Linked DNA regions of Homo sapiens: region 1 is linked to region 2. The links are chromatin loops, found by intact Hi-C in ENCODE. Cell type or tissue: GM12878. All regions are shown on one strand. Each heading gives the region's core, and the rest is flanking DNA. Links, peaks and the distances in the headings are about the cores only. Region 1 overlaps LOC105370476 (a long non-coding RNA gene). Region 2 has its middle 120 kb from the start of LINC00871.

Region 1 (17,034 bases), core at 4,071-12,070, 520 kb after region 2:
TATGATCTTTGCTTAAGTCTCCCAAGTAGCTGGGACTACAGGTGTGGGCCACCATAGTCACTTTTAATCATGTTTTAGGCAGTCTCCTTGGACTGGCTAGTTTTTGTATTTTTTGTAGAGATGAGGTTTTGCCATGTTGCCCAGGCATGTCTTGAGCTAGTGGACTCAAGCAATACACTTGTTTCAGCCACTCAAAGTACTAGGATTACAAGTGTGAGCCACGGCACCCAGCCTGCAACTGCTTTTTAACACTTAAACATGTCTTCTACTCTCAACACCTACAGTCTAGTTTTTATATGGTAAAAAAAGAAAACGTGATCTTTTAAAGACAAAAGTCAGATCTTATTGCAACCCTACCTATAACTCTCAAATAGAATCCCATTACATATTCAGTCTTATTGTGATTTATAAGACCCTGATGACCTGATCCTGGCCCAACACTCTCACCTGATGTCCTACTGGCTTCTTTATTCCTGGAAACACTCAAAACTCTTTCTCTCCTCAGAGTTTTTTCACTGCCTGCTCCCCACCTCCACTCATTGCCTGGAATGCTCTTCTCCTAAATCTTTACCTTGCTTCTTTCTCATAATTCAATTCTCAACTCAAATGTCACCTCCACAGACAAGCCTTTCCTGATAACCCAGTTAAGTTTCATCTCTCTCCATCTCAGTTGTCCCAAACTGTATGGTTTCAGGACCCTTTTGTACTCTTAATAACTATTGAGAACTTTAAAAATCTTTTGTTTATGTAGATTATATGTATTAATATGTAATTTAGAAATGAACACAAGGATGTTTTGAAATTATATGTTTATTGAGTCATTTTAAATAATAATTTACTTACAGCAAAGTAATAACATATTTTTATGAGAAATAACTTTATTTTCCAAAACAAATATATTGAGTGAAAGCAGTGGCATTTGTTTCACATTTTCAAAAACGTCTTTAACATGTGGCTTCATAAAAAACAGCTGGATTCTCATACTTGCTTCTGCATTCAATCAGTTATAAACTGTTGTTTAATGTTAAAGCATATGAATAAAATCTAGCCTATAAATCTAGCCTATATGAATAAAATCCATATAGTTGGAAAAGGGCAGAGTATTCTAAAAGCCTTTCCAGATAATTGTACACCAAGACTCAACAAATAGAAGTTCCTTAAATATTAATTACAATATATAATCTGAAACCATAACAATACACTTCTCTGTTATACTAAAATCTATTGGTCTATCTTGCATTTTGAATTTGTAACATTGTTAGAGAAGGCACACAGCCAGAAATAAACAGACAGGAGAAGCCCTGAGGAAGAGTCTTGGAGACACCTCCCACTGACAGTCAGTGCTGCTCAACTGACAGTCAACGAAAAAGACAATGGCTACACTAACTACTTGTGACCTTGTGTTTGGGCTCCTCTGGATCTGAAGGGAAATTATCAGGCCCTAGCCAGAGATAACCATGGTAGAGACTTTTCTTGCTCATGAGTACACTCACTCCCCCAGTAACTCACCCTAGAGTAAGTAGCCTTTTACTGATAATCATAGTAAAAAACAAACCCTGGGTGGAGATTTTAAATACAAATGAGACATACAACATGTGTACTACCATGTACAATCACAAAACATGCAGGTCCAAGGAAACCACCTAAAACATGATTACAAGTGATACCCCCTCATGCCCCTTCATAAATAATCATGTAAGATTCTCATAAAGAGTCCCCCAGCACTAACTGCTCCTGGCTCACTCTCTCAAGCAGCCCAATCTGCCTCATCTTTCAGAGTGTACTGCCTCTTTAAACCCTGCTGCTGCTGCTGCTGCCGCTACTTTTCAGTCAGGCCAGCCCACTTCTCTCTTGAAATCCACATAAAACAACACTAACCTTAAATGTAAATGAGCTAACTGCCACAGTTAAAAGACACAGAATGGCAATCTGGAGAAAGAACCAAGACCCATTGGTATGCCATCTTCAAGAGACCCATCTCACATGCAAAGACACCCATAGGCTCAAAATAAAGGGATGAGGGAAAACCTACCAAGCAAATGGAAAACAAAAAAGCAGAGGTTTCAGTCCTGGTTTCTGACAAAACAGACTTTAAACCAACAAAGATCAAAAAAGACAAAGAAGGGCATTACATAATGGTAAAGGGTTCCATTCAACAAGAAGAGCTAACTATCCAAAATACATATGCACCCAGTAGAGGAGCACCCAGACTCATAAAGCAAGTTCTTAGAGACTGTCTAAGAGACTTCAACTCCCACATAATAATAGTGGGAGACTTTAACATCCCACTGACAATATTAGGCAGATCATCAAGGCAGAAAATTAACAAAGATATTCAGGACCTGAACTCAGCTCTGGATCAAGTGGACCTAATCAATATCTACAGAACCTCTCCACCCAAAAACAACAGAATATACATTCCTCGCACTGCCACATGGCACTTACTCTAAAATTGATCGCATAATAAGAAGTAAAACACTCCTCAACAATTGCGAAAGAACTGAAATCATAACACTCTCAGACCACAGCACAATCAAATTAGAACTCAAGATTAAGAAATTCACTCAAAACCATACAACTACATGGAAACTGAACAACCTGCTCCTGAGTCACTTTGGGGTTAAATAATGAAATAGAAGCAGAAATCAAGAAGTTTTTTTTGAAACTAATGAGAACAAAGATACAACATACCAGAATCTCTGGGATGCAGCTAAAGCAGTATTAAGAGGGAAACTTATAGGACTAAATGCCAACATCAAGAAGTTAGAAAGATCTCAAGTTAACAACCTAACATCAAAATGAAAAGAACTAGAGAACCAAGAGCAAACAAAGCCCAAAGCTAGCAGAAGACAAGAAATAGTCAACATCAGAGCTGAACTGAAAGAGATAGAGACACAAAAAACCCTTTAAAAAATCAACAAATCCAGGAGCTGCTTTTTTAAAAAATAATAATAAAATAGATAGACTGCTAGCTAGACTAATAAAGAAGAGAGAAGATTCAAATAAATGCAATCAAAATGATAAGGATATCAGCACTGATCCCACAGAAATATGAACAACCATCAGAGAATATTACAAACACATCTATGTATATAAACTAGAAAATACTGCATACACCCTCCCAAGATTGAACTAGGAAGAAATTAAATCCCTGAATAGACCAATAATTAATTCTGAAATTGAGGCTGTAATCAATAGCCTACCAACCAAAAAAAGCCCAAGACCAGAGACAGGTACAGCTGAATTCTACCAGAGGTACAAAGAAGAGCTAATACTATTTCTACTGAAACTGTTCCAAAAAACTGAAAAACAGGAACTCTTCCATAACTCATTCTATGAGACCAGCATCAGCCTGCTACCAAAACCTAGCAGAGATACAAAAAAGAAAGGAAACTTCAGGCCAATATCCCTGACAAACACCGATGCAAAAAATGTCAATAAAATACTGGCAAATTGAATCCAGCAGCACATCCGAAAGCTTATCCACATGACCAAGTTGGTTTCATCCCCAGGATGCAAGGTTGGTTCAACATACACAAACCAATAAATGTGATTCATTACATAAGCAGAACTAAAGACAAAAACCATATGATTATCTCAATAGATACAGAAAAGGCCTTTGATAAAATTTAACATCCCTTCATTTTAAAAACTCCCAATAAACTAGATATTGAAGAAATATTCCTAAAAATAGTAAGAGCCATGTATGCCAAACCCACAGCCAATATCATACTGAATGGGCAAAAGTTGGAAGCATTCCCCTTGAAAACAAGCACAAGACAAGAATGCCCTCTCTCACCACTCCTATTTAACATAGTATTGGAAGTTCTGGCCAGGAAAATCAGGCAAGAGAAAGAAATAAAGGGTATTCAAATAGGAAGAGAGGAAGTCAAATTATCTTTGTTTGCAGATAACATGATCCTATATCTAGAAAACCCCATAGTCTCAGCCCGAAAGCTTCTTAAGCTGATAAGCAACTTCAGCAAAGTCTCAGGGTACAAAAGTCAATAGGCAAAAATCACTAGCTTTCCTATACAACAACAGGCAAGCAGAGAGCCGAATCATGAATGAACTCCCATTCACAATTGCTACAAAAAGAATAAAATACTTAGGAATACAGATAACAAGGAAAGTGAAGGACCTCTTCAAGGATAACTACAAACCACTGCTCAAAGAAATCAGAAGGACACAAACAAATGGAAAAACATTCTGTGCTTATGGATAGAAAGAATCAGTATCGTTAAAATGGCCATACTGCCCAAAGTAATGTATAGATTCAATGCTATTCCCACTAAACTACCACAGATATTCTTCACAGAATTAGAAAAAACTATTTTAGGATTCATATGGAAACAAAAAAGAGCACAAATAGCCAAGACAATTCTAAACAATCATGCTACCCGACTTCAAACTATACTAAAACGTTACAGTGGTTACAGTGGTTTTGGTTAAAACATCATGGTACTGGTACAACAACAGACACATAGACCAATGGAACAAAATAGAGAACTCAGAAATAAGACCACACACCTACAACTATTTGATCTTCAACAAACCAGACAAAAGCAATGGGAAAAGGATTCCCTATTTCATAAATGGTGCTGGGAAAACTGGCTAGCTATATGCAGAAAACTGAAGTTGGACCTCTTCCTTACATCTTATATAAAAATTAACTCAATATGGATTAAAGACTTAAATGTAAAACCTCAAACTACAAAAACCCTAGAAGAAAACCTAGGCAATACCATTCAGGATATAGGCATGGACAAAGATTTTATGACCAAGACACCAAAGCAATTGCAACAAAAGCAAAAATTGATGAACGGGATCTAATTACACTTCTAAAGAGCTTCTGCACAGCAAAAGAAACTATCAACAGAGTAAACAGCCTACAGAGTGGGAGAAAAATTTTGCAAAGAATGCATCTGGCAAAAGTCTAACATCCAGCATCTATAAAGAACGTAAACTCAATTATAAGAAAAAATACAAACCCAATTAAAAGTAGGCAAAGGACACAAACAGGCACGTTTTAAAAGAAGACATACATGTGGCCAACAATCATATGAAAAAAAGCTCACCATCACTGATCATTAGATAAATGCAAATCAAAACCACAATGAGATACCATTTCACACCAGTCAGAGTGGCTATTACTAGAAAATCAAAAAACAGATGCTGGCGAGGTTGTGGAGAAAAAGGAATGGTTATACATTGTTGTTGTGAGTGTAAATTAGTTCAACCATTGTGGAAGACAGTGTGGCAATTCCTCAAAGATCTAGAGGCAAAAATACCATTCAACCCAGCAATCTCATTATTGGACATATACGTAAAACAATATAAACCATTCTGGCAGGGATCAGTGGCTCATGCCTGTAATCCCAGCACTTTGGGAGGCCAAGGCAGGCGGATCACCTGACGTCAGGAGTTCAAGACTAGCCTGGCCAACATGGTGAAACCCTGTCTCTATTAAAAATACAAAAATCAGCTGGGCGTAGTGGTTGGCATATGTAATCCCAGCTACTTGGGAGGCTGAGACAGGAGAATCGCTTGAACTCAGAAGACAGAGGTTGCAGTGAGCTGAGATCATGCCATTGCACCCCAGCCTGGGCAATAAGAGTTTAACTCCATCTCAAAAAAAAAAAAAAGAATATAAACCACTCTATTATAAAGATACATGTACATGTATGTTCATTGCAGCACTGTTCACAATAGCAAACTCATGGAATCAACTTAAATGGCCATCAGTGATAAACTGGATTAAAAAAATGTGGCACATAAATGAGACCATGTCATTTGCAGGGACATGGATGGAGCTGGAGACCATTATCAACAAACTAATGCGAGAACAGAAAACCAAATACATGTGTTCTTACTTATAAGTGGGAGCTGAATGATGAGAACACATGGACATGTGGGAGAAAACAACACACACTGGGGCCTGTCAGAGGGTGGGGGGTGGGAGGAGGGAAAGCATCAAGAAAAATAGCTAATGGACGCTGAGCTTAATACCTAGGTGATGAGATGATCTGTGCAGCAAATCACCATGGTACACATTTACCTATGTAACAAACCTGCACATGTAACCCTGAACTTAAAATAAAAGTTGGAAATTTAAAATAAAAAGAAATGTACTTTACCTTCCTTCAATAAACTCTGCTACTTAATCAGATTAGGTTTGTAGCATTCATTAGACACTGAAAGGGGCTCTGATCTTCTCCCAAAAAAAGGCTGCAAATTATGTATCCTCTACCCAGAAAAATCTGTTTTCTTGTTATTATTATTATCATTAGTATTTTTAAAATGTAATATTTTTCTGCTCTGTTCAAAATGTGTGATGTATTTCAAATTTAAAATAGAAAACAATTTTAAAGTGATGCAAACAAAAAAACAGTAAAGTGAATGATAACATGCAGAGATCACAAAGAGCAAATAGGTCCTTTAAGTTGGGATAAACTTCAATGACTGCTACATACAGTAATTCAAAAAGTGCTGTAAATGAAACAACTTTGATCTTTTAAAAAAGATTATTTGTGCAGGAGATGTATGATCAATGACTCAAAATAGACCTCTCAAAACAACAGTGAAGTAGTTTTATAAAATTAGGAAAAGAATAATTTAAAAATAATAGATTTCAAGTTTGTGTGTAACTAATTCAATATTTTTTAAATAAACTGAAATATTTCATTTGGATCCTTAAAAGTTTATATATGTATATTTATATTTGAGGTTAACTTGTATTTGTGCACATATTGGGATCTACCAAGGTAATCTAGTTAGTGTGTAGCCTATGAAAAGGACATGACTTAAATAAATCAGAGTACTTATATATGATGAAAAACTATGCAGTCTTTAAAAGTTATTTAGAAATTCCTATTTATTGACATAGAAAGGCATATATTGATAAGTAGAAAAAAGCAGTTACCTCATAACATGTATGACACAGCCTTATTTATGTGAAATAATTATATATGTAAATATATAAATGGAGAGAGAGAGATGGAAGGGCCCCCATAAATGTTAATAGTAATTGCCTTCTTTTGAAATGGTATCAGGTGATTTTTACATTTCTTGCTATACTTCTCTATATTACAATTTTTTTCAACAATCCTGCATCATTTTATAAAATTGATCAACATTTTTTAAAGAAACGAAAATTATATGTCTTTCAGATATTACATAGATTCCTATGCAACCATAATTTCTCAATGATAACAGAGCATGACATCATGGTAAATATTCCTGACCTTAATTGCAGTGGCATTTATATTAGTAGTTAGAACATCAAAGAGAAGAAAGAAAAAGAAAATCTCCCAGAACCTAACAATCCACTGAAGAATATTTAAATGCATGAGATTTTAGCCCGATGTAGCTCCATGTGAATCTGCTGCTTCACTTCAAACTACTATTAATATGACTATACTACTGTACTTACTCCCTGACATTAGCAAATATCAATTCACTACATATTATATTAAATGTGATGGCAATTTAAACCATGCATATACTATGATCCTTGCTGTGATGCCATGTTCTTGAATAACCACAATTCGAATTAGGATGGAGAAGTATCCTGTAAGGCAACTGACATGTTTCAAAAGTTCCAAAGAAAAGATCACTTTCAACCCCACTGAGCAAAAGCATTCAAAGGAGGTGGTGGTGTCTCAGCCATGCTGGGAAAAATTAGAATTCCAGGATACTAAACTAAACAGAGAAAAGACCTCCCAGAAGAGGAAGAATAAAACCCAGTCCACATATTCAGATGTATAAGAAAAATACATTTCTTTTCTACAACAACTTTTATCCCAAGCCCCCAGGATATGGAGTAATAGAAAATACTTGATGCTAGTCTTACCCTTTCCCAAATTTATATGAAGTGCCAAGGCACTGGAGTTTGTGGGGGAAGTGATTAATAAGGAATGGCCCAGTCCACACGGGTGGTTTGTTACTGTGACATTCATTATCTCTGATGACTTGGCCTCTTCAGTTTTTATGGCTCTCTGCCATTTCCATAAACAACTTTGGGAGAGAAATGTTATATAATGCCAGAGGATTCCCACTCCCTCTGTAGGGTTTTGCAGCCACCCTAATGGCACTGGAAGCAAGCCCTAGGTCCTTCTTGCCCCAGGTCCCTCTTTTCCCTGGTCCCATGGGCCTCTATCCCTTTTTACTTCCCATCCTGAAGAAAGTTCTTTCTAGTCTGGGACATGGTATATAACCTTGATGTCTTCCCAGCTTCTGATCAGCACTTGTTCTATTCCCATAAATCCTCTTCATATTAAGATTTAGAATTTTGAAACACAATACTCAGAGAGATTCACAACATGCATCTATTTCCTGTCCTGCTACATTCCTCCTCTGAAGCAATGAGCCCAAAATTGACTGCTTGCTTGAGTAGGCGGTGATAAAAAATATAGAAATATTGTTTCAAAGATAATGCCAGCCATAATGCCTTAAAAGGTTTTCAGTCAAGTCCTTGTACCATAAGTATAATTAAAAATCAACTAAATACCAAGAAATCTGCCCCTGAGGGATTAATCTAAGAGATTCTCTTCTTCTCCTGTGGAGATACTGCAGGAAAAAAAAAATCCTTCTACAATACTTGTCCATCTGAAAGCACATACAAAAAAAGCAAGTTGCTCACAGACCAATCTTGACTTAAAGTTATGTTATTATTTTACAAATATAGGGGAAGTGTGCTCAATAAATTTTTAAGTCACATTCTCTAGGAAGACTCAGAATAAAAGTCATTTCCTCTAAGAACACACGGGTTATATTAGTATTAAATCATTTACTCATGGTATAGCCAGGAGGTACTAGAACTAGGATCCCCTACTGTGACCCCAGAGCAAATTCAGCAACAGGAAAGAGATCCTTCAAGTTAATAGCAGCTTTATATAGAGAATGTACCATTAGTGCCACCTAGTGGTTGTATTGAAAAAATCCTGAGGTTTGAGTTTGTGAGTGAAATCTGAGCAGTAAGGAGGTTCCTGAGTATATTTCCACGTGTTTCAATCAGGGAAATGCACCCTGGTACATTCCCACATGTTTCAATCAGAGAAACATAGCTGCTTCTGGAAAATACTACAGCTTGGCAGCCAGGCACCAAGTCTGATTTTCATCCTGTTCAAGTCTTAGAATCTATCTCCCCATAAGTTTCCTCTGTCTTCTTTTAACATTGTATCATTTATATTCCTCAATTTTATTTTATTCCTAACATTCTTTCACCTTCAGTATCCAAATTATCAGTAAGAATCTTCTCCTCCTCCTATTATGAACAACTATAAGCTCACAAACTAGAAAATCTAGATGAAATAGATAAATTCCTGGAAACACACAACCTACCAAGATTGAAACAGGAAGAAATAGAACTAACTCCTGAACAGACCAATAACGAATAGCGAGATTTAATCAGGAATATAAAAACCTCTCAACCAAAAAAAACAGCCGAGGACCAGATGAATTCACAGCCAAATTCTATCAAATATACAAAGAATTAATACCAATCCTCTTGAAACTATTCCAAAAAATCAAGGAGGAATGAATTTTCTTTAACTCATTCCACAATGTCAGTACCTCCCTCATGCCAAAATCAGATAAGGATAAAATAAAAAAAAGAAAACTACAGACCAATATCCCTGATGAACACAGATGTAAAATTCCTCAACAGAATACTAGCAAACCAAATTCAACAGCACATCAAAAAGATAATATACCATGAATAGGTGGGATTCATCACAGGAATGCAAGGATGGTTCAACATATGCAGATCAATAAATATGATATATCATATTAACAGAATTAAAAACAAAAACCATATGATCATCTCAATACAGAAAAAGGATTTGATTAAATTCAGCACACCCTTCATGATAAAAATTTTCAACAAGCTAGGCATAGAAGGAATGTACCTCAACACAATACAGGTCATGTATGACAAAACCACAACCAACATCATACTTAATGGGGAAAAATTGAAAGCATTCCCTTGTTAAAAGAAAAACTTCAGCTGAATTAAATTTAAAGGAGTTTAATTGAGCAAAGAACGATCTGTGAATCAGGTAGCCCCCAGAATCACAGCAGATTTGGAGAGACTACAGAGATGCCTCGTGGTAAAAACAAATTTATAGACAAAAAAAAAAAGGAAAGTGACATACAGAAATCAGAAGTGAGATACAGAAACAACTGGATTGGTTACAGCTCGGCATTTGCCTTATTTGAACACAGTTTGAACACTCAGCAGTGTATGAGTGGTTGAAGTATGGCTGCTGGAATTGGCCAAGACTCAGCTATTGTTGCATACGCCAAAGTTAGGTTTTCAATCTTGTCTACCTATCAAGCTAGTTTGCAGTTCATCCACAAGGACTCAAATATAGAAGTATATTCTCAGGCCACATTTAGTTTGCTTTAACAATTCTCCCCTTTTGGTCATTTTCTCAATTTTGAGAGATTGACCAAAACTTCAATTATTGATGTCATATTACCATCATTAATATACTTTTTGGTTTTGAAACCCACTTGGAAACAGTAGAACAGTGAATTTTTCAAAGGTAGGAACAAGGACTGAGTAGAGGGTACCTCTTTATGCTGCAGCATCCTGTTTACAGGAGAAAAACAAAACCTGGTTCATTCTAGGATCTATGAGTTTACTTAAAGTGTCAGTTTGATTATGTCACATTTAGCAAAAGCAACTCCATTTTTGTTTGGTTTGGTTTCTTGGGGCCTAGTGCATAAGCTCAATCCAAAACAATGGACATCCATAATTTTGTTTTAAAAAAAAAATCTGGCCGGGCATGGTGGCTCACCCCTGTAATCCCAGCACTCTGGGAGGCCAAAGCAGAAGGATCACCTGAGGTCAGGGATTCAAGACCAGCCTGGTCAACATGGTGAAAGCCCACCTCTGCTAAAAATACAAAAATTAGCTGAGTGTGGCAGCACATCCCTGGAGTCCCAACTACTCAGGAGGCTGAGGCAGGATAATCACTTGAACCCAGGAGGCAGAGGTTACATTGAGCGGAGATCATGCCACTGCACTCCAGCCTGGGCGACAGAGTGAGATTCCATCTCAAAAAAAAAAAGACAAAAAAAAAACCAAAAACTTTTTCATCAGGTTCTCACTTAGGTGAGAGTGTTACCAAAATTTAGTCACTCAGTGCCACTCTCAGTTACCATCATTTTGGGTTTCTGGTCTCAGGTTGTCATTCATAAGCTACAGTGTCCTCATGGTCACACATTTCTTTCAGTTCTTGTCATTCCAGTTGAAGAGAGACCATTTGGCATTCTAGACATGGCTGCATGCAAACACTTAAAACATTTGAGAGAATACAGTGCACCAGAGAATATTATGACTATTGAGAGGATAATACCAAGAGTTTGGAGTATGCTCCTTACCATGGGTTCCCATAAACCAAACCACCTAAAATCAAATAGATCAAAGAATGAGCTAGATAAAGAGTCTAGTTGCTTAACTAACTAGTCTTTTCATTAATCCCCTACAACTGAATCTCTATAATACCCAGTGTCTTCTCCATAGGCCATAAGTGCCAGCAGCTGCACATATACTTCTCTATTTAGCCAATTCTATTATTTAGCATCATTTTCACATGAGAATTTAAAGTCTGTTGTGTAACTATAGCCTGTACAGTAGAATCTACTGTAGTTCCTCTCATAAGGGAGACATTTCTAATCATTGCCTCTTTTACTCCAACTATGGGAAAAAAAAAAAAAACGTACTATGCCCTTCTAGAAGAGTAAAGGCCTCCTGGCAATGTTCCCTTTAACCATAATATGGGTTAAGAGAAGTGAACCAATGTTCTGTTTCTGACTGATTATGAGGCAATGTATGTACCATTAAAGTTTCTCACCTACATTGGGTCTTCATCTTTATCAAAGTATAAGGTTATCCATGTATTAAGGCTGGCTGCAAAATAATTCATAAATAAAAGTAAATACATGCACATAACAGACTCCCTTTTCACTTCTATTGTTCATAAAGGCATAAGCAAGGAAAAAAATATCCAAAGATAAGAGTCTCGTAATAGTAAAAGTCTTGACCCATGATCTTGGAAAAAGCTGTTCACATCAAGGATGCCATCCTCTTCTGGGCAGAAATTTCTGTGGTTAGCTTTACCTTAAGGGTTCCAATGAGTGTACTGTTCCAAGAGTATGCAGGGACCCCCTTTTCAGTTGTGAGATTATGAACCCATGGTTCAAGGCCCAAAGTTTTGCTGTAGTATAGACATCAAGGGCAGTCTTTCTCTGATGTTATCGGAAGAGTCAATCTTTGAGTTCTAGATTGTGAAGGGGTTGATTGTCCTCAATCAGTGAATCATAAAAAGCTTTCTTTACCTGATGAAAATACACTGTAGTATAATAATTCACTTTATAATATCAGCCCTCTTGCATGGGAAAGCTTTTAAACAACCAGAAAAAATGCATTGAAAATGACAATTGAATGAAATCCCTTTATAAATATTTAAAGAGTCCATTAGGTAGCCAAATGTACCTGAAGCTTTGATTGTCTTCCCAGGAATATGAGTTTGACAAACCAAACATTGGTCATAAACTATTTTAGCAATTTAGAAGTCACCACACCAATATATATTTAATTTGGACCTTTAATTTTATCTTTTCCATGATGAGTCATGGAATGCAGAACCTTTAATAACAAAAGCTTTAAGGACTCGGGAAGAACACGGTGGCCATCCTGGTTCTCCATATGTCCATGCTTAATTAACATTAGACTTACATCCTCTTGAATACTGGTTGCTTCTCCAAATTAGGTGCATAGCACTGAAAACTGATGGGTTATCGTAAATAAATTGACTTAGACCATGAGTTCATTCAAATTGTATATCTAAATAATTTTAGTATCAGCTAATTTAGCATGAAAATCTGGCAAGGCATTTTCTTGGTATTTAATTAATTTTTGTTCTACTTGGTTTAGCAGTTTTATAACCCAGTCAGTCTTTTCATTACCCAGTTCAAATAATATGATTCTAAAATTATTAGAAACCTGTATTCAAGAGTGCTTTTCAGGAGCATTTCTAGCCTTTCATGAATCTCCTAAAAGACACCATATTCAAGGATTTTGTGTGCTTGTGAAGTTTTCAGAAACTGCAACAGCATTAAGCAATTAACTGTGGAAATGACTTTAAATAGTAATAGTCAAAAACACAATTGATAAGGAAATTTGGTTATTTCTATGGTTTATGGTAACAACCTAATAACCATAATTATGACTGATAACATATACTCAGACATATTAAAATTTTAGAAATCCCATACAGTTTTGGAACATATCGATGACATACACGAAAATACAACCTGAAGAAGGTTAATCATTATCTTTTATTTTGACAATGCTTCCCATGGAACTTAACATGTCAAATAGCCCTATTTATCTCTCTTTTGGATGCTTCAGGGGCCCTCTGTAGGATCTCAAAGTTAGAGGTCAGAAAATACAATTTTGAAGCTGAAATTTTATTTTGGAAAGCCTATCAAATATGTTAAAGGTTTAAAACACTTGATTCTATGAAACAGAATTCCAGGTTACCATAAGTCATTCATTTCGCCAAAATGATGACTTGAACATTGTTAAAAAGGCAAAAACCTTTACTCATTGATAGAGGGAGGACTTAGCTTTCCAAACAATCTGTGTCTTTTCTTTCCCTTCTTTTTTCAGTAGTTTATTCAAAAGGCAAACAATAATCTTTCATTATCCTAATATTACATGAAAATCTTGTTCAAGAGAAAGCTAAATTTCACCCTTGCATCAGTGTATCACTAATGTCAACCCTAATTCTTAATAAAACCTTATAAACAAATTGATTCAATCTTAATCAGTTTGACCACAATGTAAAGTTCTCATACATCTTTTATAACCCTTTATAAATTTTTGTTAAAGAGATTAGTGTTCTAGAAAAACCCATTGTGCTTTTATTTTAATGTTTAATTTACAGAAAAACCTTTAAATTTAGTCAATATGTTCACAGTTTCTTTACAAGAATGATCTTTACAAACCTTTCACAATTTGTTTAAACCTTTAGCTTTATCTCATCCAGTTTAAAACAATCCTTTAACCCTCTGAACTAGGCAAAAATGTATATTCCCATGCCTTCTTATAATTTTTACCAAAAAAACACATTTCACTCTCCTCACACACCTTGCATATAGAACAATTTTTTTGGTGGTCTCATTTGTTATAATGGTAACTCTTAGCAATTTTTAATATTGGTGAAAAATCTTGGTAAGTGAAGGATTTTAATTGTGTACTAGGTGTGGAGCCTAGGACACCAGACAAGGTCTGACTCTTTCCAGCGTAGCTAGGACCATGGCTTTCCACACATCTCAAAGCCTTATCTAGAATCAAATGCTCCAAACTAGGTAAATTAGGGAACAATTTTTAAAAGTCAAAGAAGCAGTTTATGATCTTAAAGCACTTAGCAAACTTAATATCTGACCTGCCTAATTTAGACCAAATGTCTTTATTTTTGCCAATAATCTTTAAAATTTTTATTTCCCAAAGATTACTAAAGTCACATAAACTAAAAGTCATTACAGTTTTTATTTTTCTTTCTTTTTTTTTTTTTTTTTTTGTGAGACAGAGTCTTGCTCTGTGGCCTAGGCTGGAGTGCAATGGCATAATCTTGGCTCACTGCAACCTCTGCCTCCCAGGTTCAAGTGACTCTCCTGGCTCAGCCGCCCAAGTAGCTGGGATTACAGGCACACACCACCACTCCTGGCTAATTTTTTGTATTTTAGTAGAGACAGGGTTTCACTGTGTTGCCAGGGCTGGTCTCCAACTCCTGAGCTCAGGCAATCCACCCACCTTGGCCTCCCAAAGCGCTAGGATTACAGGCGTGAGCCACCACGCCCAGCCTAGTTTTTATTTTTCTTATAAAATATTTGATCTAAGCACTTATTTTTCTTTAATACAGTTAATTAGAGCTCTTTTATATAAACATTACACACATGACACATATATAACTACTCAGATAGACAGAAGAAGATCCAGTAACTGTAAGATTTTTTCATTTGCCAGTTTCTAAGTTTCTCTTTAAAGCATGCAGTTTTTATGGCCTAATAAGCAGGCACAGGTGGAAGACAAAAACAAATCTCAAAAATTAAAGGTCCCATTTTTACATCACATCCTGGATCCCAAAAAGGAAGGAAATGCTATGCGACAAGACAGTGCAATGCTTTTACTGTGCATTTTATCACATAGCATCCCAAAGCCAATTAGCACATTCTGCAATCAGCCTATCCTTAAAAGTATATCTCCTACTTAGTTGTTACACACCAAAGCTCTCTCATAATGCAAAGTAATTTGTGATACGCCCAAAAGTCAAAAACATCAGATAATGCAATGCAAAACAGAGCAGAGTCTTAGATTTTGAGGAAGATATATCCACTTTTAATTCCTAAGTTTTCATGACAAAAACAGAGGGTTTTTTTCAAAACAGGATCTATGGTGCCTCCTTTGCTTTTCCCAAGGAGTCCCAAATTGTTAGAGCTTGAATATCCACTATTAATTAAGGTGACTTTTAAAAATAACCCTCTTTATAAAAGTATTTTTAAATCTCTTATTACCCGACTTAAGCCACACCAAGTGGACAATATTTCTGGCTTTTAAACTTTACCAAAAGTAACCTCACAAGTGAAACCAAAAAGCTTCAATTAAGGTTATGACTTAATCATGAGTGCACGAGGTATTTTCAAAGAAGTGGTAAGCAGTTTTTACAATCTAGAATCTTTAAACATAGCTCAGAGAAAGGAAGGTATAAGAAGGGAAACTAGAAGTTGTTCGTGGAGGGGAATCAGCAAATGGTAAAGGTCACACAGATATCAACCAGAGTACTCATTCCCTAAGCCAGAATTGAACCTGGGCCACCATTGTAAAATGGCAGAGACCAAAAGAAAGTACTGCCACATGGTAACAAAGTCAAGCTCCCAAGCACGTAAAACAAAATGGAGACCTATCCAGTTTTGGGGGGTGTGTGGGTGTGGGTGTGTTTTCAGAGACGTGTAGCAAAGTTTGTAACTGATCAGTTTGCCAGGCTGGCTTGAACAGCGGGGTTATGGGGTCCTAAGCCCATGTTCTAGCTTAAGATATTCCTCCTTATGACAGAACCATACAGAAAGACATAAAAAGCACACCAGATTGGCTACAGCTTGAGACTAGCCTCACAAATGCTTTTTTTCAATTAATCAAAATTTTACAGAGGATATAAACAGGAATCTTTATTATTCATTCAACAGGTTTGCACAGAGACAGAGAGGCCAGAAGTCTAACTGGTAAGCAATTCTTACCTTTTTGCCAACATGTCAGGTTTTGGAGTTCCTCTTCCCTGAGTGGCCCTAGCAACCACTGAGAGGCAAGCTGCATCACAATGGAAAATCACAGAACCACAAGCAAAATCCTCTTACTTTTGCAAGATGCTACCCAGGGGGTGGCATGGGGTAACCAAATTAACATTTTCCATTCTGGCCAGAGCAAAATATGTGTGCTTTAAATAAAAATATTGAAATCTGGCCGGGCGCGGTGGCTCACGCTTGTAATCCCAGCACTTTGGGAGGCCGAGGCGGGCGGATCACGAGGTCAGGAGATCGAGACCATCCTGGCTAACACGGTGAAACCCCGTCTCTACTAAAAATACAAAAAAAATTAGCCGGGCGTGATGGTGGGCGCCTGTAGTCCCAGCTACTCGGGAGGCTGAGGCAGGAGAATGGCGTGAACCCGGGAGGCGGAGCTTGCAGTGAGCCGAGATTGCGCCACTGCACTCCCGCCTGGGCCACAGAGCGAGACTCCGTCTCAAAAAAAAAAAAAAAAAAAAAAAATATTGAAATCTTTTTAGAAGCTTCTGCATATCAATTGGCATCCCTAGATGAGACTAATTTGGGAGCCATCTTTCCTTTTTTACTTTTTTTTTTTTAATGCACTTCAATGCACTGTTGTTCATTTGGAATGTTCCACTGTAAGTTACCTTTAGTAATGTTTTGCCATTTCCGTAAGACTTTGCTCCCTCCCAGGCCTAA
Region 2 (17,034 bases), core at 4,104-12,103:
AGAAGAGAGGGACTTTACAGACATATGGATTAGTCCTTAAATAAAAAATATATAATAAAACTAACAAATTTAAGCACTTCCTTTTCATTGCTTTATTCCACAGAAGAAGAAGAAGAAAGAGGATGTATACTTTAAGATAAAATAAGCATTCAACAAAAAAGTCAACTAAAATTCAAACTACTATTACCTTTGTCTGAAATCCTAGCAAAATTCATTTTATATGTGTAAATTCATTAACTATACACATTTAACACCTTCTCAAGAAATGAAATGTTTTAGCTTGGGATTGAAAGGAGCTACTGACAAAATTGGCTTTTGAAGGCTAAGAAATAAAATTTTACCAATAGAAATTGCTTTTTCCATGCTGCAGTGAGCATCTCACTTAATTTCAACTCATCTGGCTTGGTGTTTAGAATAGGAGAAAAAAGAAACAGAATCTTTTTGTTCTAAATTATTCTCTAAGGATATATATCCTAAATTATCCTTAAAGTATTCCTTTAGATGTGAAATTTTTTAAAGAAAACTTATTTTCAAATGAATGCCTTTGTACTGTAACTAGATTTTTAGAACAAGAAGTAAAATAATCTGATCTTGAATTCACTGTCTGACACAAAATAACGTCATCCATATTTGTATCTAATATCATCTAGAGCATACAGTAGAAGTGAAAACAGGGTTCCAATACAGGGATCCCAGTGATTCCCACACATCCTAGTATCTGCACCTCACATTGCACCAGCATTGATCTTTGTAACCAATAGAATATGACAGAAGTGATGAATGTTACTTCCAAGATTATATAATAACAATCACGGTACCTTTTGTTTGGGGTGCATCCTCTTTCGTTTCAATCATTTCATCTGGGAAAGGGCAACTGTGATGTCACGAGCAGCTCCACATAATGAGAAACTGGTGTCTCTTATGAATAGCTACTCAGTTGCATGAGTGAGCTTGGAACTGGATCCTCTAGCCCAGTAAACCATTCAGATTACTGCAGCCCTAGCTAATATCTTGACTACAACCCTATGAGAGATCTTAAGCCAGAACCACATAGCCAGGCTTCGACTGGATTCTTCACCCTCAGAAACTGTAGGAGATACTAAACGGTTGTTGTTTAAGCTGCTATGGTTGGTGGTAATTTTTTTATGAAGCAATAGGTAACTAAAATAGTAGATGACTAATAAATATTTGCTGATAAAATAAATAAATATTTTAGAAGTCTAATTCTCCATGCTTGATTAATTTTTTAAAAATCCAAATAATGCTAGAGCCACTAAAATCCCTAATTCAGGCTTACACATTTTCAGATAAGACAGAAAAACTAAAGTATGCTAGTACTTCTATTTTAATTCAAATCAATCATTTTCTAAAATATTATATTTCTTCTTTTCTTATATCTATAAAGGTACTTTTACTTTTTACAGGTTATCAGCATTTGAATCACCACCTGCTTCACATCAGAATTTGTATTCTAATAAAGAGAGAATAATTTCTGAATGCAAATTTCAACACTTGTTTGCATTTCTGGTTGCAAAAAAAACTTCCAAATAAATAAAAAAGTGGGCAGAGATTACATAAGCTAAAGACCAAATTTAGAACACTTTCCCCATTGTCAGCATGTTCCAACTTAAAAATAAGCATTTCTTTATATTTAACCAATTATTTTCTTGGAAATTTGGAATCTGTTTATTGAAACACATATAAGTTTACTTATCCCAAAAGTAACACCGTATGCTATTTATAAGGTGCATTGACTCTTCCTTAAAAACAAAGAAAAACCTAGACCTCAAAAACTTTCCTATTAATGTGGTATAGAAACTTTCAAGCAAGTCAAATAATTGTATTTTAAAACAGTTCTTCATTATAGCAATGCCACAAGACACAATCAATTTCTAAACTGTGATCCACTTCCAATTTAAAACATTTTTCTATTACATGCATACTTGGTAGCACTCTTTTTCAAAGCTTTGAGAAAAATTACAGAGAGAAAAGATAGAAAGCAAGCAAAGATTAATTGGATCCAACCTCAATGGCCTGATACTTTCTCAGTTGCTAAAATAAATCAACAAATACGCCAGGAAAGCTACTATCTCATCTTAAAAGCATCAGCCATAGAGCGTATTGGGATTTATGCATATTAAAGTAGCAGGCTACAAATGCCAGTAGATAGCACACTGTTATTTAAGAGGAACAAAAAGCAGCACCACTAACCACTATACAATACAAATTAAATGGAAAATCACAGCTATTTAAAGGGCTTGCCTAAAAGTATAATAAATTTAACTTTAGTAGAATTGTAATCCTTGATTTTTCACTAGAGTTAATATATTCATGCAAAGCCATTACTTTAATAACATATAAGTGTAGAATTCACTCACCAGCAGTGACAAATGTGCTTATTTGTAGCCTAATTTTTTTTCTCATGGTAAAATCCATCCATTACAATGCCTCTAGGCATGTGTAAATAAAATTAAAGAAAGGCCTATATTTTCCCAAAAGACAAAAATTAAAATGAAGGCTAGATTGGATACCAAACTCATTTCAAAGTCAGATCAATTTAATTGCAATGTGGAATTTGATCTCTTCAATTCACTTCAGCATATCTAAAATGGCCACAACTTCCCAGAGGGATTGGGAAGTGGGAATTACATAGCCTGTAAAACACAACCCAAAAGCAGTTTAAATACTGAGGAAAAAAGAATGAAACTTTCAATTCAGTGCTTCAGATGAAAATAAGAAAACTTTGTCTTTGACATCTTTCTGCATATATTTGAGCATCTTCCTTTCTCATCAGAAAGAAGCATAGCTCTCAAGTTTCCTTTTGCCTCCTTAAATTCCACTTCAGATTCTTTACGTACTTCGGATTGCACATAAATTCTGAGTGATACTTCTTTTCTTCCCATAGGCTGACCTCCCAAAACTTTCACCTCTTTTGTTTTACAAGGTGTTAAGAAACACACACATATTATCAATTTTTATAAATATGTAAATTTGTCAAAGCCTTATTATCTCAAACTTTGAGAGGATTTACCATTCGAAGCAGGGTTCCTAAATTTACATTTCTTCCAAAAAATGTGCTGCTTAATGGGACCACAGGATCACCTGCAATCACTAGGTCTTTATTGTAACCTAAATATAGTGAAAATCCTTCCCAAAACATTCCATTTAAATCTAGGCTAAGATACTAATTTGGCCTTTTTTCTTTGCTAAAATTAATTAAAAGAGCTGTTAAAGACACAGAGTTGTGGCAAAATTGTATGTTCACAGAAGGCAGGAGAAGTATTCTTAAATGTCTGCCTTATGGCTTAGCATCATGAAAATTTGATCTCTGTCTTGAAGTTTATTTTTCATCTGTCTGGAGACAACACACAAAGAAACCTTGTATTAACTGCCTACTCATGATATGACATTTAGTTGTTATTACAACTTTGTAAGGTATGTATTATTATATTAATTTCATATAAAACGGAACTGTGGCTCAGAAAGATTAAGTAACCTACCTAAAGTCACATAATTAGTAAAGGACAAAACAGATTCATAGCACTTATTTCAGTCTAAATACTCTTTCCACTGCAGTATGTCTTCTTTGTGCCCATTAAAATATAGACTCAAATGGCTTTTAAATTACCAATTTAAATAAATCATCATAAGCCCATAATTGTATAATTCTGTTACATTAGAACAACATGACTCCTTAATGCACTAGAAACTGCCCTATGCATTCTATGATAGACTAGTTACCCGTCTTCAGTTGTTCAAAACATACTGTGACTCACCCTACTTCCCAGAGAAATAAGTGCTTTTGTAAATGATAAATTTACAAAGAACCCAGAGAGATTATTTAACAGTTACATAGCTTCAACTCTATAGAAATATAGCAATCTATCCATGTGTTCTTTTTCAATCTTTTGGTATAATGTATTTCTGAAAAATATGAATTATCATAAGTGTCCATTGTAAAATAGTACTATCTTAGTTAAATTGATTCATCTGCCTGTTAAATCTAATTTCTACTGAGTATTTGATGTTTCCTTTAATAGCATCAAGGACAATTTATGAAACATAAGAAAGTATTTAATATCAATGGTGCAAATCAAGTTTAAGCTCTGAATTTGGAAAATAATTCAACCAAAGTAGGAGAGAAAATTAAAGGTGAATTAGTATAAAGAAAGCCATAATAAGACAAAAATTTAGAGTAGCAATTGATGATCCAGAAATAGAGGTAATTTTATTTTAAAAACAAGTTTAGAGCAAAGAAAATTGAATCATAATCTATTGAGAAAGATGAATATATTATATAGAATATGGAATAACTAAATAAACCACCTTTTTAGCACTTAAATATTTAAAAATAAAAGTAATAGTCATCTCATCCACTGTAATAAAGTGGCAAACATATTACTGAGAAAAATAAATCACAACTACATATAGCATCTTGGCTTTTCATTACATTCTATGGAACATTAAATTTAAAAATTAGAAATAAAAAGTCATTATCAACAATATTTAATAAAAATTTTAAAATATATCATCTTTAATACAATCTCTATAAAAACATGCACTTTATTCATTTATATGAAATCTAAATGGAAACACAAATAAAATATATTTAAGTGATTGATAAAAGGCTATGATTATTTCCACATGTGGTTTCTACACTTTATAGGAATTTCAACTTTTATTGCTCAATTGGCTAGTCTGCATAGGTCCAAATTTGACATAATTTGTATTTCTAATTAATTTCTGGATCAGTGCCCATAATGGAGCAATGAAAGTGACAGTTTGGCCAATTTAGAACTGTGCAGGCTTGTATAGTTAATCATTAGAATCATAGCTTTTGGTTTCAGTTTAATTTTGTGGTTGAATATATACATTAAGCTTTTCGTAATTACCCTGAAATAAGAAGTGAGGGAGAGACTGGAAGGATTTTTGGCTCTCAAAAGTATTAAGTGAAATTATTTACAGATTGTCACTTTTAGTAAAGGTATTGTCACGTTTATTGACTGTCCAAAGGAGGATGTTGAAAGCAGTATCATGTCATGATGCTTCTATAGTCTGGATCAGAAGAAAAGGCAATAAAACTCAAGGATGGGCAAGTCAGGTAAGGGTTGTCTTTCATAAATGTTTTGACATGCCATCCTGAGTTTTATAATTTTGAAATTGATATTCTCCAAAAATTAAGCAAATGTAGCTCTTTTTATTCCTTTATGTTACATAAAATTTGGTGGTGTCCTTTACTCCTTTAAAAATCAAATACATAGTATCCATTTCTCTTTTATGGAGAGGGCAATATTTTGAAACAAGTGGTTAGCAATTCATTATTCAAGAATTCCAGGAGTTAATTTCTTAAAGATAGCAGACACAAGTATCTCTGAGCCCCACTAAGAACACATATCAAGTCCAGAATTCTTTTAACAACAGAGACTCAAGTTTCCCCTACAAAAATAGTGATCTGATTTTTTTTTCTTTCAACTTTTCTCTTGAGAAAGAATACCTGGGCTATAACTACTTGTATTCAAAGATAAAACCAGAAAAGAAAATGAAATAGAATACATGTCTACTCTGCACTTTTTAAAGAGTCATTTTTATTAGTTTTTAAACAAAAACCTGGAATGCAATCCTGTATTTTCTATAGCTTAATCAAAATAAATTCATGATATATACTTTGAATCCTTCTTTGAGGCCCTCTCTGAGTCAGAGTAGTTTATATAAAGAGAAATATGCTGGGTGTTGGCGTGGCGGGGCTGCCATTTAGATGTTCAACATCTAATCTTATTACAGCCCTTATACCATACCTATATGTGATCCTTGAAGAAATGTATGGGTTAAACAGGGGAATTAACCTTATTTAAGGAGTCCATTGGCCGCCACTGTGATTTCTAGTTGATAAGTTGTATATGGAGAAACACTGTTGGGAATAAGTACTAAGTGCTTCTAAAATAAAGCCTGCACTGAGACTAACCACTCTGCCCAAACTTACCTACTGCTTCTTTTTGTTCCTTATCTAGAATACATAGCATTTATCAGGTACAGTAGAAAAAAATTAAAAAGCCTCTTCTAAATTATTTTATACCACACTAAATTATATCATATTCAAACCAGTACATAGATAGGAGTCCTCAGAAATCTTTCCCAAATGCACTTTTGTATTTTTTTAAGTTAGCAGTTATTACCATCAAATGAATATTTTGAGAGTTATATCTTTGATGTGTACTCATGATTTACCTTAGTGCTATGAAAATCTGGATGATAGCTTTGTTCCCTGGATTCTCATTCTGTATAGTTGCCTAATTTCTGTTATATTTGCACTGCAAATTTCACCATCATGTAATGAAAAGGCATTATACAAATTCCCTCTAGAAATTAAATAGGAAAGCCATGCTTCCACAAACTTGGCATATTTCTTGCAATTGATGTCTACTAACACAGTGCATTTTAAGCCAATTACTCTAACAGTTCTCAAAGAATGTGTTTGAATATCATCACTCTGCATTATTCTCAAGAGCCAGTCTTTATGTACAGAGACTACATACACTCTTAAACAACAGATGACTTAGGTGGAAGACGAGCCTGTCATAAAGTGTCTGCCACCTGCTTTTGCCCATCATTATTCCCTTAATAGCTTACTACCTGTGGGCATATTGAGCCACCAAAGAGAAGCGTCATTCCCAAAAGTATCACCACAAACACAATACTTATGAGGCCGGCATAAGAAAGCCAGCTGAACAGCATTTCCCAGTACACTGCTGCAATATGTCATTTTTGAAAATGCCATGTTAGTGGATGTGACTTTGGGAATTGACTTAATAATAACAATAAAAATGGATGGCACTTAGCAAGGAAAGTGTCTTTCATCCCAAAGGGCCCACAAGTGCTTCAGACTCAGAAATGCGGTCAACTCTAAGAAGGGCAATGGCACTCAGCACAGTAACGAAAGCTCAGGAAATGTTCACCAAGGAGAGCTATATAAGCTTTCAACTAAAAGAGATATCATAAGCTTTTTATTTTCCACGTAGAGTGATATAACCTTGGATTTTCATCCTTTCAGAAGGGTGCCCAAATATCAAAAATAGGCTTTTGTGTCTCACTCTAGACAGAAACTATTGACTGGTAAGGAAGATTGACCCTGCAGCTCTGGAGCTCAGGCTTAGAAGGTATCAAAATGGATCCAAACCACCTTGGCATACTTTTTACTACCCAGGATCTCAATGGAGCCACCCTATTAGAGATGTACTGTTAAAATGTAAGCCAAGTGGGTTTCTACTTGAAAGAGAGGTAATGAAGGTTGAATTGCTGAGTAAATCTGACCCTCGCAGACCTTGTTTCACAGAAAAGGTTTCAATCATGCTGGCTAATGGCTTTCTGATCTTGCTGAATGAAACTTCCACAGTTGGGACTGGTGGACTTCTTAGGTTCATTTATTACATGCATGTATAATGCTGGTTATGAGAATATATTCTCTGATTCATACCAAGAAATATTTGTGCACAAGTGATTGTAAAGAGTATTTTTTTTCTTGAACCATGAATACTTTTTTTTCTCTTTAATATAAGCATGCTGTTAGAATTGATGTTTGGCCAATTTTATCTGAAATTACTGTGATTTAGTACAGACTCCCTTAGTACCAGAATGACTTTGCCATTTTCCCCTCTGGCTCTGTTGATAACCACAAACTACCCACATTTAGTAAATTCCTTTGTTAAGGCTTGACTTCTCCCAACTGATTTTAAGATATCAGGATTATTCCATTATTTCAGCAAAATAATAACTTATTTTTCTTCCCTGCCCAGTTCCTATCTCATAAAATTTTAAAAAGTCCATCCAATGCCTTTTCTCCCATGATAAATTTTCTTTATGAAAATTTGACTATTGGTAATAGAACGGGCATTTCAAATGGTTTGCCTCCTAGAGTAACACATATATGATGCCCATACAACGGTTATTTTTTTTTCTGTCTTCTGACACTTCACAGGAATTTTCCCTCTAAAATTGACAAAAGCTAACACATGGGAATAAAATCCCCATGACCCAGAAGCCTCAAGTTTTATGTGCTAGTATAGCTCCAAACTTAGCTGGTCCTGGATCTCATCCAAGACCTACTGAATGAATATCTCTGGAACAAGGGACCTTTATTTTCAACATTCTCCATAAGGTGTGTTGCATCAGTTAAAATTCTTATGTGAATGCTAGCAATAAAAACTCGAAATAACTGAGGCTCAAACACAATAAAGATTTGCAGTCTTCCATTTTTCTTTTAGAAGTTGTGAAGTAGGAAATCCCAAATTGGTATAGAAATTCTAAAAACTCAGTGGAGCCCAGTTTCCTTCTTTCTGCTCTACCATCTTTAATCATGGCTTCCATCTTCAATGTTGCTTCATGCTCCAAATTAGCCGCTTGATACTTTTTTCTTTTGCGGCAAGAAACAGGAGAAAATTAGATGAAGAAAAAAATGAAGCACTCTCAAGTTGAGGGATTGCCCTTGAAGCAGCCTTCTCAGCATCCCAGAAAATACTTATGCAAACATCTCCTAACCCAGAGTTTATATAAGATACTTCACCCAAGATACATTGCCTCATTCTTGGATGCCTTCCTACCCCAAATAAAATTGGGTCCTATTTCTAGGGAAGATAGAGGGAGCGGACACTAATATGTATCTCTAGATTGGCAACTGATAATCACTGCTCCAAATTCTCAACAGATTTGAAAATTAGTGCTCTAGCCAACTTAGCCAACAATGATTAATGAATTTTCTACCATAAATTGTTACGTAGTTGAATCAAATAATATGAAGACTAATACTAACTAGTACTAATTGAACACTTATGATTTTTCAGGTAGTGGCCTAAAAGCTTTGCATGACTAATGTAATTTAATCCTCACCCAAACACTATGAAGTAGGTTTTATTATTAGCCTCATTTACCTGAGAAGAAAACAGGCACAGAGAGGCTTAATAGCTTGTCCAAGATTACACAGCTACTAATTTGTAGAAGTCAGAGCCTCAGATAGCCATCAGTCTACACAGCCTTACTTAGTCCCAAATTACACACATTTTTCTTATGATAAGCACTGCAAAAGTTTTGAGCATTTTTTATATAGTTATAACTAAGGCAGAGCAAGTTTATTGCTTTTCTAGGCACCAGCTATTTGCTGCCTTTGCAACCTTCATTTTGCAACCTCAAAAGAGACAAAATTGTAATTTATCTTGGTAGAAAAAAATTCCCCTAAGAAAAACTGACAACCTTATAGAGTTATTAAGATATTTCCATGTCAAAATACTTTTTATCCCACAGAAACTGCTTTTTGTAGCAAAATCCCTAAGGTGAATCTGCCAAATTTACTTAGGTTTGTAATGCATGCTTTCTTACCACTTCCATATTTGTGAAATCTTTTTTCACAGCATATGAAGATGGACCTGAATATAGCAGAATTGGATGTTACTGAAAAACTCAATGGATTCAGTCCACTGTGGCTATTAAATGAGTTTTATAAGAGAACATAGGAAAGTGCAATTCCATTATCACTCACATGGAAGCCTTCACAATTGCAGTAGATGGAACCCAATAAATATTTTTGTTACATCAAGTGTGTATGACTCATTACATGTAACATAAGAAAAGTTTTCAATCTTGGATATGTTTCTCTGTCACTAAAATCTTTGTGTGATCTTGGGGAAACTGTGTAACTTCTTGAGCCTCAGGATAATCATTTATACAATGTAGATTTTGGTTAATTAGCTCCAAGTTTTCTTCAATTTCCATAATTCTGTGTTTCAGTGACCTTCCCTTAAGTAATTTTATATTCTACAATGATCTATACACTGTCTTAGAGTAGTGAGGGCTCAGTGCTTATTGGACTGTTGGAGGGGTGGATGTTTGGGAGAATAAATGAATAGAGATGGATGGAGACATTAATATGTATGTGAGCAAAGTAGTTTTTCCACCCCAGAAAAAAATTATATTAACCTGTAGCCTTTAAATTTTATCCCTTAACAAGTAACATCCTTACAAATCAGCTTTATATCTTAAATTTTTTATTATGGAAACTATTAAACACAGGAAAAAAATAAAACAATAGTACAATAAATATCAACATACCCATCACCCAACCAACAGAATTAACTTGCTGCCATCCTTTATTTATACCTACCAACATTTCTGCATTAAAATAAAGCAAATCTCGGGTATATCGTTCACTCATAAATAAAAATTAAAATAAGCCATTTTGATGATAAAGTCTGCTTTCTAAGTCTACTATAGAAACTGAAATATTTTACCCAATTAAATTGCTGATAGTTCACCTAATATTTTGTGTTTATTTTTGCATGTACTTAGAATCTTAATGTTTAAAAAAATCCTTGAAAACCAAAACTTTTATACAGCATTTGATTTTTTCAGATGGTTATTAGACGGGTAAGAATATTTAGCCTCTAAATGGCATCAGGCCTGTAGATAGGCCATTCAGTTACAGCATAAGCAGAAGGACAGACTGATAATGATTTAGGAGAGGAAAGGGGAACAAATCCCTGAATCAAATCTCTATGACTTTTTTTACTTGATTTAAATTCCAGGCCCTAACCATAGCTATATACAATTAAGTTCCACATCCAACTTATATGCATGCACACACACACAAAAACCCCTTTGAGCTGACTATAAATAATTCAAATTTGTCTACTTTTTGCAATTGACCATATTTCAGCTCCTATTTATCACCAAGGAAAATAAAAAAATTAACTAAACTTTCTATGTCTACAAGTTTTTTTCCTTCTCAGCTCGTCTGTATCCTTCTCCATCTATCCTTTGTTAGGATGCTTTTACTTGCAGTCCCAAATTTTGGATCATATTAGCTAACCATTAAAAGCATGTCTATGTCCCCAATAAATTCAATCATTTTTAATTGATTTATAAACAGTTTTTTTTAAATTTACTCCTTTATTTCTCCCTGAACATATGAGGATTAGCACAATTTATATAAAATTAAATGGACTTTAATTTACATATTATTGTAGGTCAAACTTCCTGATCCACCCCATATTATATTCCCACTCCTAAGCAGACTATCTTCAACATTTCTTCAAGAAATGCTTCTCAAAAAATGCTAGTTTTCTTTAGCAACCTGTTAAATGAATGAGGAGAAGGAGAAGGAAAGTTTCATTTGAAATGGATTAATTCCAGCTGTATCGAAAGTAGAATCAAATGAGAAGGTCAAAATTATAAAGTATTTAGCAGATAATACAGGATAGTATCTCCATGACATCACTGTAGAATTTTTAGATAAGATCCCAAGTTATGAACCATAAACAAAAAGATTAATAAATTTGCCAAATGAAAATTAAGAACCGTTCATCAATAGACCATTAAAACACAGGTAACACAATGGAAGAAGACGGTTGCTAGACTAGTTCTAAGACTTAGTATTCAGAAAAAAACAAAAATACGTCATTAGTAAAACCAATCCAAGCACCCCAAAAGAAAGATGGGCCAAAGACATACACAAGAACACTTAAAAAGTGGAATTCTACATGACTTAACACTTGAACTAGGATTCAATCTCACTACTAATCAGGGAAATAATAATTTTGTTTACAAACTGGAACTCTGATAAACTGCTGGTAGGAGTGTAAACTGGTAACTCCAGTTTGGAAGACAGTTCAGTACATATAGTAATAATGTTAAAGATAAGCATTTTCTATGACCCTTCAATTTCATTCCTAAGCATTTGCCTTAGAGACATTTGTATATGTGTGTGCTAGGATACACATATATATGTATACTTATAGGCTGTGTAAATGTTCAGAGCAACATTTATGTTTTTAGTTCAAACCAGAAACAATCTAAATGTCTACTAACAGGTGCATGGATAAACCTACATGGTGATGAAAATGAAATAACTATCTCTAAATGCGACATCATAGATAATCTTACAAACACAATACTGAACTAATACAACAACATACAAAAGAATATATATATTACATATACTATACATATGTAGTATAATTTCATACATTATACACATATAGTATAATTATACAAATATAGTATCATTTCATTTATATAAAGTTCAAAAATAGGAAAATGGCCCACTTTGGGTTTAGCTGCTATAATATTCCATTTCTTGACCTGGAGTGGTGATTATCTAATTTACTTAATAACTACTTGCTAAACTGTGTATTTGTTTTATGCTCTCTTTAGTTTGCATGTCTTATTTACAGTAGAAATTGTAAGTTGACCTGAGATTCTCCAAAATATGCTATTCCTTAAGTAGTGATATCCACATGAGGTCATGAGTCTTAACATTTTTAATTTAAAACCTTAAATATTGTTTTCTTTCTTACTATATTAACATACAGAATGGCACAAAGGAGACAAGATTAAACAATCTTAAATACTTTGTTATATTTTCTTCAGATTGATCCATTTAAAAAAGAAATATCATAAATGCAGCTAAAGTTACTCTCATCCATTTATCTTTGCTCCCTTATCCGAAGAAACTATTTTTTTAATGGAAGAACATAATTAGCCTGTATTTTATTTAATATGTACACACATGTATTTGTAACTATGAATATTTAAAACTTTTCTTAAAATGCATATAAACTGTAACATATAGTTACGTTTTGCAACTAACTTGATCATTTCAAAATTATCTTTTTATTTCTTATGTATTTTAATGAATGTTCTAGGTTATTTTTTCCTTTTTGACTATAATACTATACATTCTATTGTATTAATAGAATACAGTGTATTAATCCATTCCCTTATTGAGGAACAATTTGTTTTATTCTACTTGTTTGCTATGACAAAGAATGAAGCATCAAAAATTTCCTGTGTATGTCTGTTTGCATACCTGGATGAGAATATGTTGAGTAGAATATTTTTTTTAAAAATAGACATTAAAATAAAATTTAAATAATTCATAACTTTACCAATAGAAATAATTGCTTTAACTATCTTTATATATCTCACTCTTTTCCTACAGACGCAATGAAATTGAAAAACCGTGTAGCACATATACACCTATGGTGGGGTTTTATGTCCTGCTTTTTACTTATGATGAATAGCTTCACATACCATAGAATATCCTTCAAAAACATGTTCACCAATGGCTACATGGTGTTCTCTTGTACAAATGGACCATAATTTATACAACCATTTCTCATTGTTGTATGTATCTGTTTTCAGTTATTCTGTTCTCCCTCCAGTTTCTGATACTCTAGCCAATCTAGTTTTCTTTCAGTTATTTACACATACCTACTACTCATTTCATGCATCACTGCCTGCAATGAACTTAATGTTTGTGTCTCCCCAAAATCCATATGTTGAAACCTAATTCTCAGTGTGATGGTATTAGATGGTGGGGCCTTTGAGAAGTGACTAGCTCATGAGGGTGGGGTCCTCATGAATGGGATTAGTGCCCTTACAAAGGAGACTGCAGAAAGCTGCCTAACCCCTTCCACCATGTGAATACACAGCAAGAAAAAGGACAGAAGCCTACCTTTGAGGAAGCAGGTTTTCTCCAGACACTGAAATCTGCTGGCGCCTTGATTTTGTACTTCCCAGGCTCCCAAACTATGAGAAAATAAATGCTGATTACTTACAATTCATACACCTATGGTGTTTTGGTTATAGCAGCACAAATGGACTAAGACACAGCCTCTGCACACGTAGTTCACTCTGCTCTTTCCTACAGTTTTTATGTGGCAGATTTTCTTCTCATTACTGAGATCTCAATGTTACTATCCCTTGACCAAGGAGGCATTCTCTGTTAGCTCCTTCTAAATTATTTTCTTTTTCATGCACTTATCTGACCAAATAATATCTATCAGACAGTGTAACTATTTTTTATACATCTTTATCTCTCCATGACAGCAAGGATATGGTTGTTCTTCATCACCTTCAGTGTTGAAAAAGTTAGGTACCACACAATTATAAGAAGTAAATTCACATTGTAGTCATAGATTTGTATATTTATTACAACAATGTTCCAGCAGATGGCCATAAAGTATCTTGAAAAAGAGGATTCCTTTTTAAATTTCAGTCAGTGTTAGCTTTGGGCTACTCAAAAATTATTAAATGAATGAATGAACTCATTATAACTTATTGATTATCTCCAACACCAATGTTTTTTGTTTTCTATTCTAGAATTCCTCATGTTGCCCTGGTGTTTACCACACCAGATGAGTCCAGGGAGTACAAGCATAGGTCCTTTGTGACACTTGATTTGAGGGCAGTAATTTGACATCTACAGAGAATGAATGAAACATCATGTATTTTTGACACTGAAAAATTTAAATCCTAAACAACCATAAACATTTAAATAACTTTGTACAAATAATTTAAATAAACAGGTGAGTAACATGTGGTAAAATAATCTTAAGAATTCTGTATTGTTTTCAAAAGACTGAGAGTACACTGTGCTTTTTTGAAGGGATTATTTTCATACTAATTATCTAAAAATTAAGCTTTATATTTTACCAAAAAAATTGAAGATTAGTTACCATTGAAATCACAAATGCTTCTAGTTCCGAGACTACTATGCCCTGACACTTTTGTAGACCACAAGAATCTACTCCATTTTCATTAAAGCAAACATCATATTATGCTTGTAAAGTCAAGAATAATGAAAGTATATTTGGCACACTAAAATAAGCCTCCTCTATGTCTGACAGTATGAAAAAATAAACCTTGGCAGCTGCATTTCAGCTATGATAGAAACTTTCTGACAGGTTTCCTCTCTGTTGCTCATAAGAAGATGACTTAAATGAATTAATGTCAGGTGGATTAGTAAGATTCTGTTCAAACTGACAGAAGATCATGTCTGTACAGCTACTTTAAAATCTTAACATCAGTTTGAAGAGCAGAAGAATTTCACATATTTGAGACTGAATTTTTGAACACCAAATATATTTTTTAGAAAAATTCATTACCTTTAATTTAGGGAGAGGAGGTTTCAATTCAGTCAAATATAGCGCTAGGGCTATCTGATAAAATTGGATTGTAGGTTATGTACTTATGCAGTTGCACTCTTACCTTATAGTCTCAATTTATTTGGACCAAATGAAATGAAATAGCAGCAGTCCGTGTCTAATAAAAAATTTGGTTACCTGAAGTCATATAGCTAGTTTATTTTAGGGTCAGAAGCATAAAATTTGCCTATGTACTAGTACAAAATTTTATTTATTTCAGAGCATTTACAATGGCCAATGGGCACCAAAGGACAAATAATATACCAGTAGATATGGAATAATTATAGTTATTAATTTTGAAATAATTATATTTAACAATTTGTGTGATGCTATTTACATCCAATCTTTAGGATTTCTATATGACATTTAACTTAAGCAGTTTTAGAAAGTCATGTGACATGATTAGAGCTACATATGATATATTGAGCTACAGTGCATATAATAAATTAGAATGAGAGCAGATGGAAAATGGGAAGCCAATTTGGAGGCTATTATAATAGTCCAAGATAAGATAATTGGGGAAAAATTATAGCGAATAAGAATAGGAATTGATAAATCACTGATATAGCAAATAATAAATAATGTTCAAATCAAAGGGTTTCCCAGAGTATTAGGAACAGAAACCATGAGGTACTAGGTTAAAGAGTGGATAGGATGTGGGAAAATTAAATTGGTGACTCTGAAATATTGTCCAAGACTTTCAAAAAATTAAATGACAGTGAAAAATAGGAAAATATATGAAAGGTAGAGGAAAGTTTGTGTAAATTTTTATATGAAATGATTGTTGGCAGGTTAGTAGAACAAGAACTTGACAAGACAAGAAAAGTGGATAGATGATAGTGCACGTCATTTGGAAAAAAAACGGTTATTCCCTTCTATCGAAGCTATAAAAATGACAATGAAAAAAATAAACAAGATAAATACTAGTGGAACTAATATGGAGAGAAAGTAGCTCAGATGATCCAAAGGCTAATGTCTTCCGCCTTCTCTGAGAAAGAAAAGGAAGGTAACCGTGAAGTAACAAAACATAGAAATAGAAAAGAGGAATTGAAGAGAGCAAAAATAATTTAAAACATCAATACACATTAGGCGCTTCCTTCTCAACTTGATGTAGTATATCACACCATAATCAGTAACATTTTCTGTAGATACAGCTCCTCATATATGAAGAACAATGACTGTGGAAGAGACTCAAAGCCTCCAATAATGCTCCACTCTTGGTATTCACACTCTGTATAATACTCTCCCCTTTGTGAGTAGGCAGGACTTGTGACTTGTTTCTAATGAATGTAACTAAGGTGATGAGATAGCTCTTCCATGATTATGTTACATAAGACTTCCATCATTCTAATAATCTCTCTCTCCTGCTGACATTAATGAAGCAAGCTGCCATGCAGTAAGGCTGCCCTACGGAGAAGTATACTTGTTCAAAAACTAAGGATGGCTTATCTCTCTTAGCTCATCAATTATGTCTTTAAGTATTACTTTAGTGGTTATTCTAAACTTCACCATAGACATTTTTAACTAATCTTAGTCCACCTTCAAATAACACTGCTCTGTTCGATGTGTATTGCAGGTACCTTACAGAGTATCTCAATTCCTCCCTTTCATCTCTTCTGATGTTGTCGTTCATTTCACTTATTCATATACGATAATCACCCAATACAGTGTTACTATTATCACTTTTAGTAAGTTGTTTTTAGATCAATTAGGAATAAAATTTTCATCTTTCTTTCTTTCCTGATGCCTTCCTTCTTTATGTAGATTTGAGCTTTTGATATATCATTTTCCTTCTCCCTGATGAACCTCTTAACATTTCTCCCAATGCAGTTCTGTTGGAGATGAATTCATTTAGTTTATGACCCTCCGAAAGGTCTTTATTCCTCCTTCCATGCTAAAGGATAATTTCAGAAGACACAGTATTCTAGGTTGGTAATATTTTTTTCTTTCAACACATTAAATATTTTACTCCACTCTGCTCTTGTTTGTGTGATTTCTGAAAAGTAGTCTAATATAATTCTTATTCTTTTAAAAAAAACTTGTATTTTAGAATTGGGGGTATACA

Evidence for each region. Peaks named below come from ENCODE experiments on the same cell type or tissue, not always from the same donor. Only the 100,000 strongest peaks of a DNase experiment are listed, where the experiment ranks them.
Region 1: it touches region 2 in a loop (3-fold over the local background); 6 of 110 quality-filtered maps call a loop at or near these places.

Annotation. Positions count from the first base shown.
Region 1 is chr14:45,418,760-45,435,793 of GRCh38, reverse strand. The region is part of intron 2 of LOC105370476 (a long non-coding RNA gene); the gene reads right to left. Among named protein-coding and RNA genes, the nearest start is that of MIS18BP1, 170 kb to the right of the region's middle. In GM12878, for the core only: a CTCF peak has its summit at 8,917 (motif pointing left); a DNase peak (open chromatin) is centred at 8,923.
Region 2 is chr14:45,937,483-45,954,516 of GRCh38, reverse strand. No RefSeq gene overlaps it. Among named protein-coding and RNA genes, the nearest start is that of LINC00871, 120 kb to the left of the region's middle. In GM12878, for the core only: no CTCF peak of the experiment used is centred there; a DNase peak (open chromatin) is centred at 7,260.